Linked DNA regions of Homo sapiens: region 2 is linked to region 1. A link is a contact called in ENCODE Hi-C or POLR2A ChIA-PET data. All regions are on one chromosome and are shown on one strand. The core of a region is the stretch at or near the end of the contact, and the rest is flanking DNA. Distances in the headings are between cores, read along the strand shown. Region 1 overlaps TNPO1 (transportin 1). Region 2 overlaps MRPS27 (mitochondrial ribosomal protein S27).

Evidence for each region. A loop is a pair of places that touch in the nucleus more often than their neighbours do. ChIA-PET counts read pairs that join two places held with the same protein, here RNA polymerase II (POLR2A). Pooled maps may share reads with other maps.
Region 2: a loop to region 1 is called in a map of endothelial cell of umbilical vein, with 3 times the contacts of the local background. The contact joins two enhancer-like sites. A Hi-C loop is called at or near these places in 1 of 168 maps with a recorded cell type or tissue (endothelial cell of umbilical vein) and 5 of 50 pooled maps. POLR2A ChIA-PET finds 5 or more read pairs at or near these places in 2 of 52 experiments (OCI-LY7 and activated naive CD4-positive, alpha-beta T cell).

What each region holds. Positions count from the first base shown.
Region 1 is chr5:72,838,258-72,845,678 of GRCh38, forward strand. The region is part of intron 1 of TNPO1 (transportin 1); the gene reads left to right. Among named protein-coding and RNA genes, the nearest start is that of TNPO1, 25 kb to the left of the region's middle. Within about 2 kb of position 4,759, at least 4 of the 41 ENCODE cell types and tissues checked have a DNase peak (open chromatin) inside an H3K27ac peak, as active enhancers do; they include endothelial cell of umbilical vein, where a contact is called at or near this core.
Region 2 is chr5:72,245,936-72,253,356 of GRCh38, forward strand. The region is part of intron 4 of MRPS27 (mitochondrial ribosomal protein S27); the gene reads right to left. Among named protein-coding and RNA genes, the nearest start is that of MRPS27, 71 kb to the right of the region's middle. Within about 2 kb of position 2,641, at least 13 of the 41 ENCODE cell types and tissues checked have a DNase peak (open chromatin) inside an H3K27ac peak, as active enhancers do; they include endothelial cell of umbilical vein, where a contact is called at or near this core.

The DNA.
Region 1 (7,421 bases), core at 3,509-6,008:
AAATAAGACATTCCTGGATCCTTCTCACTTCAGAACTTCAGGAGCAATCGAACGGCAATAAAACAGTATACTTGCAGTTATCAAAATGAGCTATAATGGTTATCCCAGTGTGCTAATTTTTTTTTAATTATCAGCTTGGCTTATCAACTGTTTAGGTATGTCTCACTTTATTAATTTGTAAAGTGGATTCTAAAATATTGAATCATACCTTTTATTAACTTAACAATTTCAGATGTGTTTCACAGGAAAATATTTGGCTATTTGCATCATAGCCTTTTTTTACCAGCTCCTTAAATTCAGTAAGTATAGCTATAATTAGTAACTTTCCTGGTGCTCATATTTTGTCATTCAGTGCCATTATTTTACCTAGAGTACTACAGCTTGTCTCCATCTTTTATGCATGTCATCATATAAATCAGCAAATGTATAATCAGCGTAGAGCAGTGTTACTTGAAGACAAGCTACTCTTTTAATTGATGGTACTTACATATTTAATGAACTATGAATTAAAGGAATAGTTTGGAGTAGTAGAAACATTCGACCAGAAATAGACATTCATTCCAACCCAATTCTTAACATTTACTAGCTGAGCAATTTTTGGCAAGTGACTTAATATCACTGAGACAGTTTCCTTAACTCACAGGGTAGTTTTGAAAATTAAATGAGGTAAAATATGAAAGTACTTTGAAACTTTTTAAGCACTGTGTTTACTTAAAACCACTTGGCAGTGATAAGTCAATGTTCTGAAAGGAAATTTATAATCATGTTATAATACGTAAGGCTTTTAAAAAGCTTTTTTTCTTAAATCTGTGTCACAGAAATGAAAACTATTGGACTAGGGTTAACAATAGGCAGTGACAGTAGTCCATTGAACTACTTAAAAACTAACTCTCCAGTTGAATGTAGCAGTGGGACAATCCCTAGTAAAGCACATTAATAAATCCTATGATACTAAGAGAATCGGACCTAATTATTTTGATTAATTGGTTTTTAATGTGTAGGCTTATTAGAAGAGTTTACTTTTATGAATGACTTAATATTGCCATTTGAAGAAAGATCTAGTTACTCATAAGTTGATTTGATATACAAATGTAAATCATATTTTGCCAGTTAAGGATCATAATTTTCTAGTGTGTGTTGTTATTATTTACTGGAGATAAACTTCCCCCAAAACTTACTTTTCCCAAGTTCTCATTTCTGTCTTACAACTTAAGTGGAACTTCTTACCCATTTTCTGTCACTGTTAAATTACAAAGTAAATAAACATTGTACTTACTAGTCCTTACTAAGAAGTACAAATTATTATGTAACTTTAAATAGTATGTTCTTATGTTTTGGTTTTCATTAAAGACTTTTTTAGTGATTAGTAATGTTTCCCATATTAATCGGTGCAGTCTGTATTCTGTTGTCTTTTTCTGTTTTCTGTTATTTCTAATACAGCTAGAACACCGCTGCTTATTAGAGTAAGAAATAATGGAAATTGCCAGGAGCAGATATATTAATTTAATATAATGGTTCTCAACTGGCTATAAGTTCCCAGTAATTATAATGTGTAGTTAGGGTTGAGAACCACTGATTTAAGTTGCTTAAACATACATGGAGAGTGAGACCAACCGTTAAATCTGTTTTAGAACTCAACAAGGAGTTGATGTTTTGAGGGTGACAATGAGATAACTAAAAGTTAAATATCTGGGAGGTGTTACTCCTATCAGCCTTTTGTTTTCATTAAAAATGAAAAATTTGTGCTCTGAAAAGCAAGGTGCAGTTATCATATCTGAAGTGATTGACCTGAAGTAGACATTCATCAAGAGAGCCGTTGAATTATTGGTGATGCATGGAATAGAAAGGGAAAGAGTTGTATAACGCAGACCGCTCATAGTCTGCCCACTGTTAAGTTCTCTAAGGGTTAGTCACATGTTCGTGGGGTGGCAGAATGAGAATAATATGGCAGAGTAGTAGTTCAGTGCATGGGCTCTGGAGTTGGGTGCATCTGGGCTTGAGTCCTCGCTTTGTTCATTACTGTGTGATCTTGGACACATTGCTTAAGTTCTCTTAAGCCTGTTCCTCTTCTGTAAAATGGAGATAATTATAGTACATATTCATGGAATTAAATGAGATCATGTATTTAAAGAATTTAACATAATAACTGGCACATGGAAGGACCCATTAATGATAACAGGGTTGCTGTTATTAGTAGGCATGGTTCAGACTTTGGAATCACACAGGTTTGGTTTTGAATGCCTAATCTGCCACATACTAGCTGGGCAAGCTACTTAACCTCTCTGAACCTCGGTTAATATAAAATGGAGTTAACATCTACCTCATAGTGCTGTTGTGAATATTAAATGGGCTAAAGTATAGGAAGTGTCTGGTTATAGATTGGGTCAAATTTTGAGATCAAGCTTTCCTTCTTATCACTCAATTTGATACCACACTCTTTTTTTTAATGTTGATTTGTAAACTTTAACTAGCATTTAGTAAGCATGTCTAGTCATCTTCAAAGTTCTTCCAGAAAAGACACTCTAAGCATACATTTATTCAAACTTTCCTTAGTACCTATTTTCCATTTTCTGTGTTCTGTTAATCTCTAAACTCCTAGATGACAATAACTTTGTAATGCCAGAAAGTTAAAATTTTAACGTCTTAGCCTATTTTCAAGTGGTGAACTAGATGATTTACCCATCAGTCTCAATCGAGGATGATTTAAACCCCATGTGCCTAGCACTGTGTAACATGAGTTATGGTCCCTGTCCTTCTAATCTAGTTGAGCTCATTTCCGTAACTAATATGAGCTCAACAGTTAGTTTTGCATTTTTTTCTCTTCCTTCTTGATCCATAACCTCTGGTTTTAGACTCTCTCTCTTTTTTTTTTTTTTTTTGGAGACCGAATTTCCCTCTTGTTGCCCAGGCTGGAGTGCAATGGCACAATCTTGGCTCACTGCAAGCTCCACCTCCTTGGTTCAAGAGATTCTCCTGCCTCAGCCTCCCTAGTAGGGATTACAGGCGCCCGCTACCACACCCAGCTAATGTTTTGTATTTTTAGTAGAGATGGGGTTTCACCATGTTGGCCAGGCTGGTCTCGAACTCCTGACCTCAGGCGATCCACCCGCCTCAGCCTCCCAAAGTGCTGGAATACAGGCGTGAGCCACCGCGCCCGGCTCATTATAGACTTTTTTTTCCACCTCCCAGGTTCAAGCAATTCTCATGCCTCAGCCTCCTAAGTAGCTGAGATTACAGGGGCATGCCACCACGCCTGGCTAATTTTTGTATTTTTTTAGTAGAGACGGGGTTTCACCAGGTCTCGAACTCATGACCTTGTGATCCGCCCGCCTCGGCTTCCCAAAGTGCTGGGATTACAGGAATGAGCCACCGCGCCCAGCCTATAGACTTTCTTAAAGGACTTTCTAGTTCCACTGATAGCTATAATTTAACAAGTTTGTCAACGTTTTGATTCATCATTAGGTGCCTGTAAACTTTTCCTTCTTTCCCTTCATACCTGAACTTTGGTTCAATTTCTCATGAAAGTTTTATTAAATAATTGTATTCTTTAAATAGCATGCTCTTTTTAGATCATTGGATAGCTCTGATTTTTTTTCTCCTTGCTCATCATAGCATTTTTCTGTAAAAAAAAAAAACAGTATAAGAGAGATTTTCTGTGGAAGTCTACATATCTGATTCACATTCAGCAAATGATTCAGCAAATTTCTTAAGCTGTTTTGATTTATCTGCTTGTCAAATAAAAATAATACTTGCTACCTACTTACAACAGAGGGGTGTTGTGAAGATTATATTTAGAATGTTTTTAACTCATTTACTCAATGCTATGAGAATACCTCATTTTTATTATATTGTCATACTATATACATACTACTGGTTTTTTAGATCTATTATGACTTTTATGATGGTGAAGTGTGATTTTACTTTTCTCTTTTACCTCACCACAAAGGTATCAAAATATATGTTCTTTCGTATGCACATGGTTGTATTTATGAGTAGTTTCCCAGTTTATGGAGATTGATGTTTCTTTTGGAAAGGCAGTATATCAGGGGCTTCCAGACTGGACACTGGAGCCAGATTAGTTGGGTTTGAATCATGGCTTTGGCATTTACTAGCTGACCAACCTTAGGCAAGTAACTTCTCTGTGCCTCAATGTACTTATTTGTAAAATGTAATTAATAGAGCAGCATCATAGAGTTGTGAAGTGCTTAGAACACTGCTTGGCACTCAAAAATATTAGCTATCACTATTACTAACAAAATAGTGCATGTGTTTAAGTCTTCAATATTTAAGTACCAGAGTTTTTGGTAGCATCTTGGCTCTCTGTGAAACAGGACTGCCCTTCCCCTAACAAACTGGAATTCCATTTTATATGCAGATTGGACAGTTAGGTCTTCCTATGGCTCCTCCTGCCCTCATTGCAAACTGATGGGTTTTAAAAATCATTTTTATTGAAATATGACACATTCTAAAAATTAACCTAATATTAAAGCTATAGAACAAAAGATGAACCTCTCCTTCCCCATGTCTAGGAGGATTAATTCTTTTCCAGACTTTGATCATGTTTTTTATCAATTTAAACCCCTTTCACAAGCTTTGTATTATCCTTAAGATAGTCCAAGCTTCTTAACATCATCTATGAGGTCCTCCTAGCCTCACTTTTGCTTTTTGATAATTCCTGTTAGATTTCTGATAAAGAGTCACTTCCTCAAGGAAGTCCTTTCTTGACCTCCTAACTGGGTTAGCATAATGTTTTCACAGCCCTTAGTCATTTACCATAGTCATTCTCCACTGAGGCAGTGCTGCTCTCTGGAGGTGTCCTAGTGACTGGGAGGTGCTCTTGTCATTTACTGGGCAGGGCTGAGAGTGCTAGATGTTCACCATGAAGAATTGTCCTAGCTTTGTATGACTTGTAAATGTCTTGTTAGATAGTCACAAAGGTGTAAGAAATCTGTTTATAGATATCAGAGCCAAGAGCCTAACTCAATTTTACATATACATGTGGAACTTTTTGCAGAGTTTTAATATATGTTGAATTTTCTAGGAATAAAAACTATGGCCAGGCAGGGTGGCTCACGCCTGTAATCCCAGCACTTTAGGAGGCTGAGGCGGGCAGATCACTTGAGGTCAGGAGTTCCAGACCAGCCTGGACAACATGGTGAAACCCTGTCTCTGCTAAAAATTCAAAAATTAACCGAGCGTGCTAGCACACACCTGTAATCCCAGCTACTCGGGAGGCTGAGGCAGGAGAATTGTTTGAACCTGAGAGGCGGACGTTGCAGTGAGCCGAGATCGCACCACTGCACTCCAGCCTGGGTGACAGAGCAAGATTCCGTCTCAAAAAAAAAAAAAACAAACCCAAAAAACAAAAAACTACTATGTTATTGAAGGACAATTGTACCTTGTTTTGTTTGGATCTCTACCAAGAGTTGTTTACCATTTTGGGAAATGACGTCACTAATAGCAACATTTCTCACATTCATAGTGATTCAGCATATAGATAGAAACATCTAACTTTGAATTTAGTTGAAATTAGATGGAAAAAATTTTAATTGAACCAGATGGGGGGAAAATGCATCTCTGTCTCCTGGTGGAATGTATTTGCTTTTCTCTCTTTTCCTATTGTACTTTACCATATACTTTATTCATTGACAGGTCATCTGCCTCTCTCACCAAATGAGAACTTAGTGAGGATAAAAACAAACTATATTTTACTTATCTTTGAATCTCCAAAATTCACTGAGCACATGGTAGTTCTACTTAATAGTTACTCAGTTGAATTAATAGCAACAACAATAGCGTTTATTCAACAAGTATTTGTTGAATCGGACTCTGCCAGGCAAAGAGAGTGAAAAGACACTGTCCCTGCTCTCAAGGAACTTGTGATCTATTGCCAGGACAGACCTAGAAATAATTATAATACAATATGACAGTTTCTAGAATGGAAATAGCTATAAACCATAGATCTGTAATGAAAAATACACTTAAGTCTTGTGAGGAGATCTTGGAATAATGACACAGAAGAGAAATAGTATCCAGTATCAATCATAGTGCCAAGAAAGACTCTCAATAAATATTTGGAAAATCAGTGAATGAGGGTAGCTCTAAAGAGTGAGAAGGAGTTTGCCAATTGGTCAGGTTTAAGGAGGGCATTCCCAGCAGGAAATCCCTATGCAAAGGCTCAGAGGTAGGAGAGGTGCAGGAAAAGATGATGGAGCATAAAGTTGGAAGTTGAGTCATAGATAAAATTGTCTTTGAAGGTGATGAACCAGATGATGAAGAGACTTCTTCCATGAAAAGAAGTTAGATTTTATCTTGCAGATGCTAGAAAGCCATTCATTTAACTATAAAACTACTATTTTTCAAATTACACATATTGTGTGCCAGGGACCTATGATCTGCATACAGAGTTAGTATATTCCCATTTTAGGGTTGGGAAACTAAGACTTAGATTAATTAACTTGCCCAGGTTTTCACTGCTACTAAGTGGAAGAACTAGAATTCAAACGTGGTCAGTTGAGTCCATATCTCCAGTCTGCTTTTTAAACTATATTTTACAGACTATCCAACAAGGAAGAAGCTATATATTTTTACTTTCTCTTCAGCCAGTCTGGCTTCTTTACTTCACATGATTCTCAACTGTAGCAAATTCAAAATTTTTATGTAAATTTAAGTTAAAAACTTACTCATGAGTAAGCTCTAGTCTTCTGAAAGTCCAAAATGGTATCACAGTAACTCACCACTTGCAGGCTACTTTTTATTCTGGGGCTGTCTTCTATCTTGTTTTTCAAATAACTGTATTTTGGCTTGTTGAAATGCCTTTTTTTTTTTTTGGTCACCATTGAATGTCATGGGCCAATCAGGCATAAGTTGTAAAGTTAATATTAGTGTAGTATGGAGTATCATCTAAGGGAGCGAAATTTGAAGTACTACTTCCTTTTTTTGAGACATTTAGAAAGCTGAGCCTTCAACATGCAAAAAGAATACTCCAGGTAATATTTAAATTTTATAAGAAAATCCAATATTGATCTTGATATTCTATTTAATTAATATAAATGTAGTTTACTATTTAAATAAATGATTTCTACCTCATATAATAATCCTGATGTGCTTGGTTAGCTTGAAGTACTTCAGATGTTATCTAATTAACCCTGCAATGTCTGGCTACCCCAGGGTATAAGATTCTTCCTTATTTTAATGGCTTTTAAAATATGGTAAGTTTTGGAGATGGATGCCACTGAACTGTATACTTAAAATGATAAATGTTATGTATGTAGATTTTATCACACTTTTTAAAAAGATGTGATAGAAAAGTTCAAAGTGGCTTAAGATCTCTTATCAAGCAGTTATCTGAATCAAATATTCTTGAGAGCCCTTTGTTACAGATAATTTGAGTAAGGTGTGGGGAAACACCTATTCTGTCA
Region 2 (7,421 bases), core at 1,391-3,890, 590 kb before region 1:
CTAGGCATTCTTTGTTTGTAGCAAAAGGAAGGTTGGACATACTTCCAGTGATACAATCCAATTCATAGCTAGTTTCTATTTCTGTAACTCTACTGACTCCTCTATTAAGCTTTTAAGCTCTTAAAAGGCAGGGGACAAGTTATCTATCATTTTGCGTCTACAAACAAGTGAACAAGGACTCAAGTAGGTGCCTGATAATTTGGCAACAGTGACTCGGCCTGCTAAGACTGCATAAATACCCATCATGCATGCTGAAATTCATGAGGATTATTTATATTTGAAACAGTAATTCACTTCTGGTTGTGAAGTATCCTGGCTAAAATAAAGTTGAAGCCAAGAAGAAATGCTGCCTTTTTTGTACAAGGCAGGAGGAGATGAAAGATGGCAGAGGAAGTGGAGTAGTATGTGGTCATTGTGGAAAGCCACCTAGTCCTCACTTATTCCCCCTACTGTTCCTTCTCACAATACATCAAGGATGATACATGGATTCTTTAATGCAAGTTGAGGGAACAGACAAGCTGCTAGGAGAGTGAAGCCGTTAAGTTGAGGACAGAAGCCAGAGTACATGGGTTCAAAGAATTTCCCTAACAGGAATTCAATAAAAAAACAGACTCCTTTCAACCCTGGAAGAGGCTTTGAAAGCAACCTAGGCCAAGTAAACTGGGGATAAGGGAGAGACAAAAAGTTAATACTGAATTAGAGAATCTTTAATTTAGTGCTGGTAGGGACTTTCAATATCTATTGTACACTAGACTATTTATTGAGAATTTACTAGCCCTGTTCTAGGTGACGTAAAATTATGTAATCTAATTCCTTTACTTTATAGAGGAGGAATCTTGATGTATATAGTGAGATAAAATGATTTCCCCAAGATAGTTAGCAATAGGACCTAAATTAGACCCCTCACTTTCATTATTCCACCATTGCCTCTCAACTTATTTGTAGGACATCTTTAAAAAACATTTTTGTGGTTTCACAAAGGTCTCTAACAGCGAAAAATAAACATCTCTTCTAAATTTAGGAGCAGAATCAACAGAAAAATAAACTCAGTGTAAAACAGTTCTGGAATTGCCCTGAACTAGCTGTTTAACTTTGGAAAGTCACTTGATCCTTCAGGGTTTCAGTTCCTGCAACTGTAAAATGAAGAGGTACGGTTATCTGGATCACAAACTCAACTGTCTACAGGGGCCAGTCAGTTAATATAAATGCATGAATCATGTAAGACAATAGGTACAAAGCTGCTTGTATTACAATCAAGCAAAGTGATTTCATTATACTGTTTATAAAAACACAGCTTACGGGCCAAACAAAATACACTTGAACTCTGGACTAGACCAGACCCCCGGAACTCCTTCCAGCACTTAAGTTTAATGACTGTAAAAGACAATAAGCCTATATCTACTCATTAAAACATCAGTCATATACAAGTTTCTATTAAACCAGAAAAATGGCAGTGATACAAACAAGTGAATAAAGACTCAAAGATAAACGAGCAACCATTCAGTCCACAGCTGATTTTACTTTATTCCACTAGCCTCCATTCCCCCACCATATGGTACCCACTTTGGGCAGGCAACAGAGATTATTATTATGGGAATGGTGGGCCCTGCAAATTGGCATCTAAAATTTCAAGGTGAAATGATAAAATCAGCTAAAGTTAAATTTAAGGTCCCTAAAGTACATTATAACTGAAGATCAAGTTTTATAGAAAATAAAATTTTCAGCAATTGATCACTCCATTAGTAAAGCATTTTATTTTCTACTCAAATATTTCAGTGCAATTCATCTTATATCTAAGAAAGTCATCCAAAGTAATTTTCCTACATAATATAAATTATTGTTTTATATACTGTTACTTTATCAAACCTCTGTTATCTGGCAATTCCTATAGCAGAAATGGTTGAACTCTAAAAAAAGGGGAGTAGGATAGGGTGGGCATAGAGATATTAAGAAATTACTTGACAGTTTTTGGAACATAATGACTATTTGTAGTTTAAAAAGGAAAGATATTTAAAAATTGAGACTTATTATTTGTGAGTCCAATTGGTTTTTAGAAAGGTTTACTTTACCACTCACCAAACAAACAAAAACCCTTAGTTGTTTACATGTAAAGACAGAAAAATTAAGGTGACCTTTCTTTCTTCTGCTGCCAAATAGTAAAACTCAGTATGACTATAATACATTTAATAGGCAGCTCCTCTATTTAGCTCAAGCTAGTCTCTCATACCAAAAACCAAATTTTTAAAAACTGAATATTTGAAATTATACAAACAAAATATGCTAAGAAAATTCTTAACAATGACCAAATGCAAACTTCATGTCATAGGAAGGTTAAGTACCAGAGGCAATTCCTTTTAATAGGATGACAATCATAAGAAGGAACAGTTACAATTCTGAATATGAAAGAGCTGTTTCTTTAGTAATAAACCAAATACAAAGTTCCGGGTTCATCTGTTCTGGCTGGCAAATCTTGCATAAAAAAGCCATACTTTAGCTAAACAAAAGCTTTTAGGCTGGCCCAGAAAGAGGGAATGAACAATTTGAAAAACATCTTTTACTGCCTGAGAAAATTTAAAAAGTGTCTGAAAGTGCCAGGAGACCTGCCTCAATGTGACTCAGGCAGCTTTCCAAAGTCCCTCAGCTTTCCTAAGTATGAGTCATAGGGGAAGGAGAGAGGGCTCCTTGGCAAAGATACAGGTTTTCCTCTCTGGTTCCACCCCCACCATTTTCATTTAAAAAAAAAAAAAAAAAAAAAAAAAGCTTTGATGTATAATAGTTAAATAGATTCCAGACAGGCTTAACTGAAGAAGTTTGAACACCAGGGAGGCAAAATATCATTGCAGAAGTTGCTATTGTTTGCTATTGTGATCCACAGACACAGGGAGCATCTTCTGCATCCTAAAAAGGGCTCGGCCCATTGATCATGTGTCAGATCATGGCTGCACTTTGTGGGAGAGAAGAGGATAACAAGCTATGAAAATACCTCTGCCTCCCTAGTTTCTTAAACACCACAAGCTCATATACTGAACAATTACACTGAGTTCGAAGGGGTGGGAGCTTGTCCTTTATGAGTGCACATTAAGCAGAATTTCAAGTGTGGTAGCAAGTAGACTGTCCACATATACATGGCTGCTACAATGAATGCAGCCTTTAGTGAACAGATACACTTTTTCCTTCAATAATCTTAGGCAAAAAAGTAAGAAAGCTGGGATTTTTTAAGCATGAATAAGGCAAAACTGAATGTTAAACTGCAGAGAGAATAGTTCTACTTCTATACCTATATGAAATTACTTATTACAACAGAATGGAGCATTTGATGAGGTCAAAGCTCCTCTCTTCTGCATTTGATCATTTATCAACCTACTATGAATCAGGATATTATGCTGGGCACTAAGAGACAAAGAAGAATAAACATCTCCTTGCCTTCAATAAGGTTAGATTGGGATGATCAAAAACAAGTATTTTCAGCCCCGCGTGGTGGCTCACGCCTGTAATCCTGGCACTGTGGGAGGCCGAGGCGGGCAGGTCACTTGAGGTCAGGAGTTCAAGACCAGCCTGGCCAAAATGGTGAAACCCCGTCTCTACTAAAAAATACAAAAATTAGCCTGGCGCAGCAGCACGTGCCTGTAATCCCAGCTACTTGGGAGGCTGAGGCAGGAGAATCACTTGAACCCGGGAGGCAGAGGTTGCAGTGAGCCAAGATGGCGCCACTGCACTCCAGCCTGGGCGACAGAGCAAGACTCCATCTCAAAAAAACAAAAACAGGCTGGGCGCAGTGGTTCACGCCTGTAATCCCAGCACTTTGGGAGGCCGAGGCGGGTGGATCACGAGGTCAGGAGACAGAGACCATCCTGGCTAACACGGTGAAACCCCGTCTCTACTAAAACAATACAAAGAAATTAGCCGAGTGTGGTGGCAGCTGCCTGTAGTCCCAGCTACTTGGGAGGCTGAGGCAGGAGAATGGAGTGAACCTGGGAGGCGGAGCTTGCAGTAAGCTGAGATCACGCCACTGCACTCCAGCCTGGGCGACAGAACGAGACTCCATCTCAAAAACAAAAAACAAAAAAACAAAAATAACAAAAAAACTCCAAGTATTTTTTGAGCATTGATAACAAGTTTAGAAGGTTAATTTATAAGCATCATAGGTAATTTCCCATGTATATAACACTGATTATTTCATAACACCCTGATAATAAATTTTGAAAAACTGGCTCTCAATAGGAAAATAAATCCAACTTTTCTCTCTTCTTCCCAATAGTCTGTCTTTTTTGTTTCCTTGGGTATATTTAAGAAATAAAAATGTTAGAGATAATGTTGTACCCTGCTTCTCTCACTTTCTAGAACAAGAAAGTTGGTGTCCATCATTCTCATGTTATACTTTTACTACTTAGGGATATGTTCTGTGTTGAGTTTTTCAAGGTGCATGACTTTTTGACTCTGCATTCAAGGGCCTGTCTGATAGAGAACTGAACCAAACCACAGTAATGCTGCTTCTCCAGGGGCAGAAGAGTAGGGAAAGAAGTGACAAAATTACTGTTATCACAGACATGAGAGAGGACTCGATGCCACTTTCACTGTGAAAACTAATTGCACTGCCACCAGGTAAATCTCTGACAAAGTGCTGCTCTGTGTTTGATTAGAACCCAGCCCCGACTCACTAACTGAGTCATTTAACCTAAGAATCAGTTTTATCATTTTTAAAATAGAGATGATAATACCTTAATCACTGGGTTATTATGAAAATCACATAGGAGCTATTTAGGCATTTTGCCGGCTTATAATTCTTTTTGGAACCAAACACAGTAAAAATATGCACATATACAAGCAATACTAAAATATATATTTTTAAAGACAAGGTCTCACTCTGTCACCCAGGCTGGAGTGCAGTGGCGAGATCACAGGCATAACTGTCTTTGGTAGTAGAGAGGTAGTTAAGATATCAGCATCAGAGAGAACTTCTCCTATGTTAGAACCTCAGGAAACTGATTCTAAAATGGATTCAGGATTCTAACCGGTAAAAGTTATATCCAGTTTATCTGGTAAAACTCTAGATTGATATGAAGATTAAAGAGATAAAACATGTAAAATTAAAATGCCTGGCACATGGTGCTTTCAGACAACTTGGACAGAGCAGTCAGCAGCAGCCTCATTCTAAGGGCCACTGAGTTAAGTATGAACTCTTATGATTATTACCATCCACACGGCAGGTGACTTGCAGAGCGCTGGGTACCTGTGTGCAGCAAAGACCTGACTGCCATTAGCCAGAGGGGATGGAATACAGTAGGAAGAACTGGGTCAGTAAGAGGGTAAAGAATCCTTTGCCCTCTCATTCCTCTCAAGACAGTCTCAAATGAGGAGCTGGAAGGTGAAGGAAAGGGGACAACAGAGAGGCTTTTTACAATCACAGAGGCCCAAAGCCAACCAGCAAAGTTTTGCCAGTCAGGCTGATGACTGGTGGCAGGGTTTCTGATCTTATTTATGACAGAAAAAGGTCTAGGAAGGAGAAGCAAGGGGATGACCTAAGGAGGAGTCAATTTACCTATCATGTTTTGCTCTTGGACTGCTTTCCACATGCTTGGCAAGGCACTGTTATAATACAATGGGGATTATACTGGTTTCCACAAGATTAGCAAAGCACTCTTATAATACAATGGGGTTTATACCTTGAGCTTTGTGTCAGCTCAGTGCCCACTAGCCTCTGGTTGAGGTAGACAGCTAAGGAGTGTGGATGCCTATGGAGGATAAACCGAACTACTGAAAAGAGAAGCTGCTAAGTGCTGCTCATGGCTTGGATCTGTGGTTGGGGCAAGAGCTCAGAAGAAGAAAGTAGTTATTTGTGTAGAACATGCCACCCATCCAAGGCTGGGAAATAAAGGAAAACACCAACTAAAGCAAAGCATTTGCTGCTGAGCAAGCCACTGACCCAGCTTTGTTTCTAAGAACCCCCTTTTCCATCACGTGCCCACCACTGGCAACCTGAAAGGAGTTTAAGGCTGAAAGCACCTGTTCCTGCTCCCAACCTAAATGGAACCATCAGCTCTTTCAGACAACTTGGAAAGAGCAGCTGACAGCAGTCACATGAAAACAAAGGCCACTAAGCTAAGAGAATATCTATGAACAACAAATATACAATAGTTTTTCTCATGTTGAAAAAAAATTATGGGTACAAATAACCAATAATAACTCTGTTTTAGGATTCTGATTTAAGACAGGCTCAAAAAAGGAAAGACAAGGGTGAGCTGTTGCTATAGTGACCACAGCTTTTGATTATCTCAAGGGTTTTTCACATTCCCATGCAACCATAGGAAAGTCTAATTTATCAGCAATACTTGTACCATAAGTATATTTCTCTGAATGAATACTTATAAAAAATGTAGCATACTAAAGAACTTGCTTTTTTTTTCTGAGCATTTAGAACTTTTAAAGGAAAATCATACTGAAGGAAGGCTTCTTTTGCCCTGATCAGTTTGTGAAAAATCTTTAACTGTGACTGAAAATGAGGATGATGATGATAATTAACTAAAATGTGCTGAGTACTTACCATGTGCCAAGCATTATCCTAAGTACTTTATATACATTTTCCCCTTTTTACAAAGTAGGAAAGTGAAATTGAAGGGGATTAAAATCCTAGCCTAAGAGCCCACAGTGAACCTAACACAGGTGGTTTTCCCTATAGCATTTGAAACACACTTTTGGTTGTTGTTGAGCACCAGAAGTAGGTGGCTTGCATTCAGATGGCCTGCTTTATAGAAAATGTGTCACTCTGAATAATGGAATTGCATTTGGCATAGCAGGAAATTCATATTATGAGAGGAATGTAGAAATGAAAACAACATGTTCTCATCTTTCACCTCATGTCTTTGCCAGGGTACCCTGGTGGTGCTATTTTGTTGGGGGACCGCCAAAATCCCCATAGGTCTTTTCTCCTTGGACAGTCAGAGTACCTAGAGAGGGCTCATCCAATTTCCTCACTGAGAGGTAAAATAAGCCTTGTATACCCAAGTCCAGAGTCCTTCTGGCTCACTCTCTCCAGAAAGAAAACAACCACTCCTCTGCTAGAGTTGGGTATTTCACTAACTTGTATGAAGACTTCCCGTCAATCCTCCTGTCTCAGCTCCACTCACACTTCTACTTTGGGAATCATGCTGCTTCTCATTTACGAGGCTTTCTGGGGTCCTATGGTTCGACTGCCTTGCTTCTGGACTACCTCTCCTGCCGGCTTAGGTTGTAGCTTTCTTTTTCTGCTAACTCCATTACTTTTGTTTTCTAACTTCCAAGCTTTGCTCGTTGTCTCCTCTCCCAGTCTCTTATTTTGTCAATTTTTGCCTCTTCTACCCTTTACTGTCATATCTATGGAGGTTTCTGTAGGAAATAGAGATAAGCACATATGATCAATCTATCACGTTTAATCACAACACTTC